2 separate regions of the Homo sapiens genome follow, and region 1 is linked to region 2. A link is a contact called in ENCODE Hi-C or POLR2A ChIA-PET data. All regions are on one chromosome and are shown on one strand. Each heading gives the region's core, a stretch centred on a gene start or an enhancer-like site at or near the end of the contact. The rest is flanking DNA. Distances are from core to core; before and after follow the strand shown.

Evidence for each region. Hi-C counts contacts between places; a loop is a spot of excess contacts on that map. ChIA-PET counts read pairs that join two places held with the same protein, here RNA polymerase II (POLR2A). Pooled maps may share reads with other maps.
Region 1: a loop to region 2 is called in a map of PC-9, with 5 times the contacts of the local background. The contact joins two enhancer-like sites. A Hi-C loop is called at or near these places in 7 of 168 maps with a recorded cell type or tissue (Calu3, PC-3, PC-9 and 4 more), 1 of 37 single-sample maps with no recorded cell type and 5 of 50 pooled maps. POLR2A ChIA-PET finds 5 or more read pairs at or near these places in 2 of 52 experiments (MCF 10A and OCI-LY7).

The regions. Positions count from the first base shown.
Region 1 is chr3:193,970,317-193,973,720 of GRCh38, reverse strand. The region is part of intron 1 of LINC02026 (long intergenic non-protein coding RNA 2026); the gene reads left to right. Among named protein-coding and RNA genes, the nearest start is that of LINC02026, 32 kb to the left of the region's middle. Within about 2 kb of position 2,145, at least 8 of the 41 ENCODE cell types and tissues checked have a DNase peak (open chromatin) inside an H3K27ac peak, as active enhancers do.
Region 2 is chr3:193,909,469-193,913,044 of GRCh38, reverse strand. No RefSeq gene overlaps it. Among named protein-coding and RNA genes, the nearest start is that of LINC02038, 67 kb to the right of the region's middle. Within about 2 kb of position 1,889, at least 2 of the 41 ENCODE cell types and tissues checked have a DNase peak (open chromatin) inside an H3K27ac peak, as active enhancers do.

The DNA.
Region 1 (3,404 bases), core at 896-3,395, 60 kb before region 2:
AAAATAAATGGTGACTTTGGGCATTCAGCCAAACCATTCATAGTCAGTTGTGGAGAGACTCCGTTGAGTTGGTGGTGCTTGTCTTCTCACACAGATAATGTACGGGTGTAAAAGATGGAAGGAACGAAGCAGCCAGTTAAGAAAAGAGAATAAAAAGTGGGGAATAAGACAGATAAAGCATCTGCAGTGTTGAGTTCAGTTCAAGTTTTTGAGAGAAGCTCAGGTTATTTATCACTTTCTGCCCATTATTCCAGCTAATTTGTAGTCTGGAGACCAGCAGTCAAACCTGTTCCTTGACATTACCTGTCCACAGCAGTGTTTGCAACTGAGTAATGTCACACTTGCTCTAGAAGAATATAGTTTCATATTGTGCAAATTAGTGAAACGGCTTTTGCATATTGATCTTAAGAGAATCCTTGTATAGATTCTCTGAGGTCTCGTGGTGTGAGGGCAAGAGAACGGGAGACAGGAGATCTGGGCCCAATCCCAGCCAGCACTGCCACTAACGGGACTGGGTTGCTTGAACAAGTCACTTGCCCTGCACGACTCAGTTTCTTGTTCTGTAGGATGAAGGGAGTGAGACATAACTTCTAAGGCCTCTGGCTGCTTCCACACACTGTGAGTCCCTGAGGTTGGAAGGTTGGTCTCTGCACTGGAGTTCCTGGCTCTCCTGTGTTAGAAAGAGTGTTTTCTCCTGGCTTTCCATTCAGTTGCGGCTTGGCAGAGGCAAAGCTGCAGTCTTTGGGTGTGTTGCAGGAGAGGTCTGTGGTTTTGTGAGCAAAATGAAATATGGGCTTTTGAACTTCTCAAGTTCAGCAACCCTTTTCTGGCCTTTACTGTTTCTCTCTGGGTTTCTTTCTGTCTCTCTGTTTTCATTAAAAAAGTTTTTTTTTTCCTCCATGAGAATAGTCCCATATTTTAAAAAAGAGCAATGTTTCTGTGGGGTGGGAATAGGCTACCTTCTAGTAGGGAACACTCCCTGAGGGAGGCCTGGGAGGTTGTGGCTCAATCTGAAAGGATCTCGACCAGTGCTTCGTAAAATTTGCAGCGCATGAGAATCACTTGAGCATCTTGTTAAATGTGGATTCTGGCTGAGTAGGTTTGGGTGGGACATGAGTTCTGCATTTCCAGCGAGCCCCCACGTGATGCTCGCTCATGGACCACACTTTTATTACCAAGGCTAGATGATCCCAAGTCAGGCCTCCCCTGAGCTCCTGTAGAGTGGAGAACTCACAGGATGGGGACACTGTAACCAGGTTCTTCAGCCTGGGGCTCTTCAGGCCTCTAGGTTCAGCCTCAGCCTAGAATGAACCTGCAGTCAGCTCTTAACATAGGGAATCTTATCCCCTGGAAGGCTGGGCTGTCATAAACTGGCTGGGAATCAGACTCTATGGAGGTTCTTACTTTTGCTGTCTGACCCTCGAATGGTTTTCTTTTTTCTTTTTTTCCTTTCTTTTTCTTCCCCTGGCTTTGGGAGAAGAAAAATTGGACTGTGGGGTAAAGAAGAACAATGCCTCAATTAGCTAGAAAGCTACAGTATTGAATTAAATGAGCCCCATGCTATGGCTCATTAACAACATCCTATTACTTAGCAAGTCTATAACTAGTGTTTCAGCTAAAGAAAGAAATGTAAATCATTTAATACACCTTTCCTAATTGAGCTGTGCACCAGGGGCACCCTCCTAATGGTATTATGGCACCAATTACCTCATCAGAAGAGAAGAGCTGCTTTTATGACAGGTTTTGGAAATTAAAATGGCAGAGAGATGTCTTTTAGGAGGAGTAATTCTGGGCTGGGCTGTGCTGAGCAACGAGCAGGGGCTGAAAGGGCACGTGGGGCCCGGGTGCTAAAGGCGGGACGGTGACCCCTGTCTGGTCTGACCCCCATCTTGGGGATGAGATCTGAACTTAGTCTTTTCATACTGTCTGGTCAAGAATGTGAGCCACAGTGGCTCTTGTACTTCAGTGTGTATAAAATCCACTGGGGAAGCTTGTTAGAAATTTAGATTCCAGGGCCCCACCCTGAGATTCTGACCCAGGAAGTCTGGGCTGGGCTCCAGCCAAACCATACTTGTAATAAGACCTCTGGGAAACTCCCTTGCAGAAAGCTGAAAGACACTGTTTCGAGAAACATAGCAGAGAAGGTCCCAATGATTTCCACCAAAACCCAACTACGTGTCTGCAGGTTCCTCTATTACTAGGGGTTTTACCCGTCCCAAAGACCGGATTGAATGAGACTTATTTTGGTTTGCTTCTTCAGACACAGCACAGCTACCTTCCTCCTTTTCTCTCTGCTTAGCCTGCTTTGGTTGGTACATGGGGTAGAGCAGTGGGGCAAACGGGGATGACTGTTTGCTTGGGTGTTCACTCTCTGTGTGATGTCGGGCAGGGCATTGTACGCTTGGGGCTGCAGTTTCCGCACCTCAAAATGTGCATGGTCAGGTAAAGGGTATGAACACGTTATTGATCAAGACACTTTGTCTTTTTTGCGACTCAGTTTTCCTTATCTATAAGATGAGAATGTTGCGCTTTATGAATTTGGCGAGTGTAAATAGGAACTGAGATTCTCTTTCTGGCAGCTTTTCATGGTTTCCTTTCTGTGGCAAGGAAAGGAAGAACTTCAACCTCCAGATTTTGTGTAAATATTGAATCTATAGCAATGGTTTTGTGGAGTGTTCCAGTTTCCTAGGCTGATGATTAATGTGGTTTTCTCTGTGAGTGTTGAGCCTTCTCAAAAGGCTTTTCCTGCTATTCCTGTGAAATGCACAAAGGCAAAGTGTTAGTCCTGCTTTTTTCTCTATTGCCATGTGGAAGGGGGAGCAGATGCATTCTGCATTCCTCACAGGGCAGAAGACATGTCAGCTGACAGACGTGGGGAGGCAAAACTGGCCTTAATCTGATATGAATTTCCTGACAATTACAATGACCTCCCTGATCCCAGACCTTTGCTGGCTTTATATTGCCTATCACATCACACACAGACTTCCCTGTTTGGCCTGCCGTGTCCCCATCATTTGGCTTGAGCAGGCTTTGTTAATCCTATATCCTCGAAGTAACTTGAATTGTGGGGCTTTAACTCACTTTTATTTATTTATTTATTTATTTATTTATTTATTTATTTATTTATTTTTATTATACTTTAAGTTCTAGGGTACATGTGCACAACGTGCAGGTGTGTTACATATGTATACATGTGCCATGTTGGTGTGCTGCACCCATTAACTCGTCATTTACATTAGGTATATCTCCTAATGCTATCCCTCCCCCCCTCCCCCCTTAACTCACTTTTTTGATGCTCGCTCTCCAATCCACATTTCCAACTAGGTCCTATTCTACATGTTCAACAGCCCGCAGAGCTCCCCCAGTGGACTATGTTGTCATTACTACAAACCTAAAACGTCCTC
Region 2 (3,576 bases), core at 640-3,139:
ATCCAGGTGTCAGTCTTGACTGCCACTGGCTGATGTGTGACCTTGAAGAACAAACTTCCTCCACTGGGCCTTGACTCCCCATTTGTGCATGCAAGAAGGAGCCACCTTCCTATATTGGAAGTTATGGGAAGCCTCTGTGACAAAGGGAAGTCTGAGCAGAGGCTCAAAGGAAACCAGAGAGAGTCACTTGTATGCCCAGGCCTTTCTGTGAAGAGGAGAGTGTGTGTGGCATCTTGGTGGACTGGCAGGGAGGCCAGCATGCTCAGCTGGGTGGGCGAGGAGGGCAGAAGTAGGCCAAGTAGACGAGGCCAGAGAGCCAGTGCAGGCTATGGCAAGGGATTTTGCTCATAGGGAGAGGGGAGCCATTGGACCTGATGAACCTGGAGTGAGATGACCTGAAAGATATTTAAAAATGATCACTGGTGCTGCTGTGTGGAGTGAGGGTGGAGGCTTGATAAAAGGTGGCTGCAGGCCTGGTGCGTGGCTCATGCCTGTAATCCCAGCACTTTGGGAGGCGGAGGCAGGCAGATCGCTTGAGCCCAAGAGTTTGAGACCAGCCTGGGCAACAAAGTGAGACCCCATCTCTACAAAAAATACAAAAATTAGCCGGACGTAAGTGGTGTGTGCCTGTAGTTCCAGCCACTTGAGAGGCTGAGGCAGGAGGATTGCTTCAGCCTGGGAGGTTGAGGCTGTAGTGAGCCACTACACTCCAGCCTGGACGACAGAGCGAGACCCTATCTCTAAAAAATATTAAAAAGCCAGTGGAGAAAGTGCCTACGATCACCTCCAGCACAAGGCATAACGTGGCAAGTGCCTAAAAAGAAGCAGAGGGAAGTGGTGCTGGCCGGAAAGAATGAGCCGGACATTATCAAGCAGAGATGGCAGGCAGAAGGCGTGACAGTTTTGCAGAGGAAATGGCATAAACAAAGATATGTGTGAGAAAAATGAAGGCCTTGCTCACGGAAACAGTGCTGTGAAGTGACTGAGAGTGAGGATTCTGTGCCCTTAGAAGAGTTATTCAAACTTCCCATCCCTTAGTCTTCACTGTAAGTGGGGGCCGTTATCCTCATCTGCCTGGGAGAGGTCTGTCAATGAGAGTTGCCTGTGTTGTACTCTAGAGGTGCAGGGCGAATGGTAGCTTTCACTATTATGAATTTACGAAATTTTTATGAAATGCCAAAAAGTTCCGTGAGGCATAGAAATGTGATCAGCAGGAAGTCAGGCTGATAGCAAAGAGTCTTGAATGCCAGGCTGAAGAGACAAAAGAAGGAGGGAGAGTTCCAGGCTTGCTTTATTCTAAAAGTCACCAGAGGAGCTTCTGAAAATGAAGTCCCTCATCTTCCTACTCTGACATGGGGCCCAGGGAGCTGGATTTTAGCAAGAGTCCCTGGTGATTCTTATGCGGATGCGGCTTAAGAAAATAAATGTTTTTAACCTGAAGGTTGAAGGGGGCATTGTCTTCAACTGCTGAGCTGGTGGACCCATCTGCAAACCAACGATATGCCGACTACTCCCAGTTCTCCTTGTGCAAAGCCAGCAACTGCTAAATAGTTGGAGCTGATAGTTGGAAGGAGGAAGCATGTGGTCCGGGATTGAAGGAGAGCTCTGGGGACCTTTCGAGGAGCCACCCTTCCCCTGTGGCTGTGCAAGGTGGTGACCCAAGCTCATGTTCTCGTCCCAGCTCCAACGCTGCCAAGTCACTGTGTGTCACTTGGATGATTCTTGCCTCTTTTCTGAGCTGCAACTTCCTCCTCTGTTTGAAAAAACAGAAAGTTGAGAGGTCTGAATTGGGCAAACTCTAAAGTCCCTTCCAGTTCCAACTTTATCTGTTTATCAAACAGCCTAATCTTTGCAAAAGCACTTGCAATGGCTACAGCCTGGAGACAGTCTTTGCAAACTTTGCAGTCAGACTCAAGGCTCTGGGGGTTATGCAAAGGGCACTGAATACTCCTGCCATCAAGATAACAGAAGGAACCCTTCTCTGGGGAGGGTTGTTCACATGCACCTCAGTACACGCAGCTCTGAGAGCTGGGACTTGTCTGATTTAACCCTTATCACCCTGCAGCATTTGGTGGGGCCAAGGTGGAAGCAGTTAGTCAGTTACCTCTGACTTTCTGGCACTTCCTTTGCCTGAAACAAGCCAATTGGGTTTTAGTGCTCTCTGATCAGAAGCTTCATGAGTCTGTGGTGTGAAAAGTGAAGAAAATAAGTGTCTTTGATTTCAGATAAATCACTTATGCACTCCAGGACTCAGTTTCTTTGTCTGAAAAATTTTCACTCCCTGAAAGAGGATACTTTTGCTTCTTAATTGCCATCAAATTTGGATGGCACAACTTTTACTGAATTCTTTTTTTTATCCCACAAAATTGAGAAATGGTCAGACTTTTTAGGACCAGTTTAAAAATAATAGTTTCATCTCAAGCAAAAGGCTGGCTTTCTATTCACCTTATCTCTGTTAAAGGCATCTTTACATTTTGAGGCAGAAAGTGGTAACAGTGACCTCACTCAGGGCCTTTCTCCCTGGCGGCTTCCACATACCTCTGCACACACAGATCTGAGGGATCTGACTTAACCTTTATCTCACTCATTGAGTTTTCAACTGAGTAGATTTATGAAATATCCATCTAAAGAGTCACAATGATTTCTTGATATATTTTCTAAAGCAAAAGGTGGGGGAAAATGTCTGAGACTGTAATCCCTTGCTAATTGATTTTCTCATTTCCAGATTCAAGGGTCTGGAGATAATAATTTGCAAAGGGGAAAAATATAAACTCTCAGGAAAACACACTGCTCAGGGTATAGGGGAGGAGGGTGCTGTGTGAGGAGTGGCTTGTGGCAACATGACTGGGGAATGAAGAAGAGTTAGGGCATAGCGATTTTATGAAAAAGGCCGAAGGAGTGAAGGTGGATGGGACTCCAGGACTCTGATAGCTTCTGGCTAGTTGGTCTTCTCCTGCCTTCTAGGGCAGTACCATTTTCCTTACACCGTTATTTTGCCCCCGGACGCCTCCTTGTATATCCGCCCTCCCATCCTCTGAGGAAGGCACTGGTCTCCCTGAATAGCAAGGTTTGCTTTCCTTCACCATGGCTGCCTGCCCCCTGAGCATCGAGCCTCTGGTCTGGCCTGGGGGCCACCAGGGCACCCCACTCTCCCACCTTGAAGCAGGGCACAGACAGCAGAGGAGTCTTCCATAGGAGTCAGGTCCTGAGGGCAACTTCCCTGTTCTCCCTCCACAGCACGCTGGGTCCTCACCAGGGCCACCCTCTATATGCCAGGCAGAAGGACTCCTGGAATCCCCACTTCAGCTGCTGAGGCCCACAGAGGAGTGGGTGAGAGGCTGACTGTCAGAGGTTGCTGAGAACCCAAGGTGCCTGAGAAGGGGTAGCTTGAAGTAATCCCATCCAAGAGTGTCAACGTGCAGTTTCTATTTGACTGCGCAAAGTTCTGGTGACAAATATTTATTGAGGCCTCCTAAAAGCCCTGTGCTCAAGTGTGCTTCAGGGCATAAAGAGAGGAAAGAAATGTGGTTCAGTCCCTGGGGCACTAGAGGGCTGCTGGGGGAGACACACAGACTC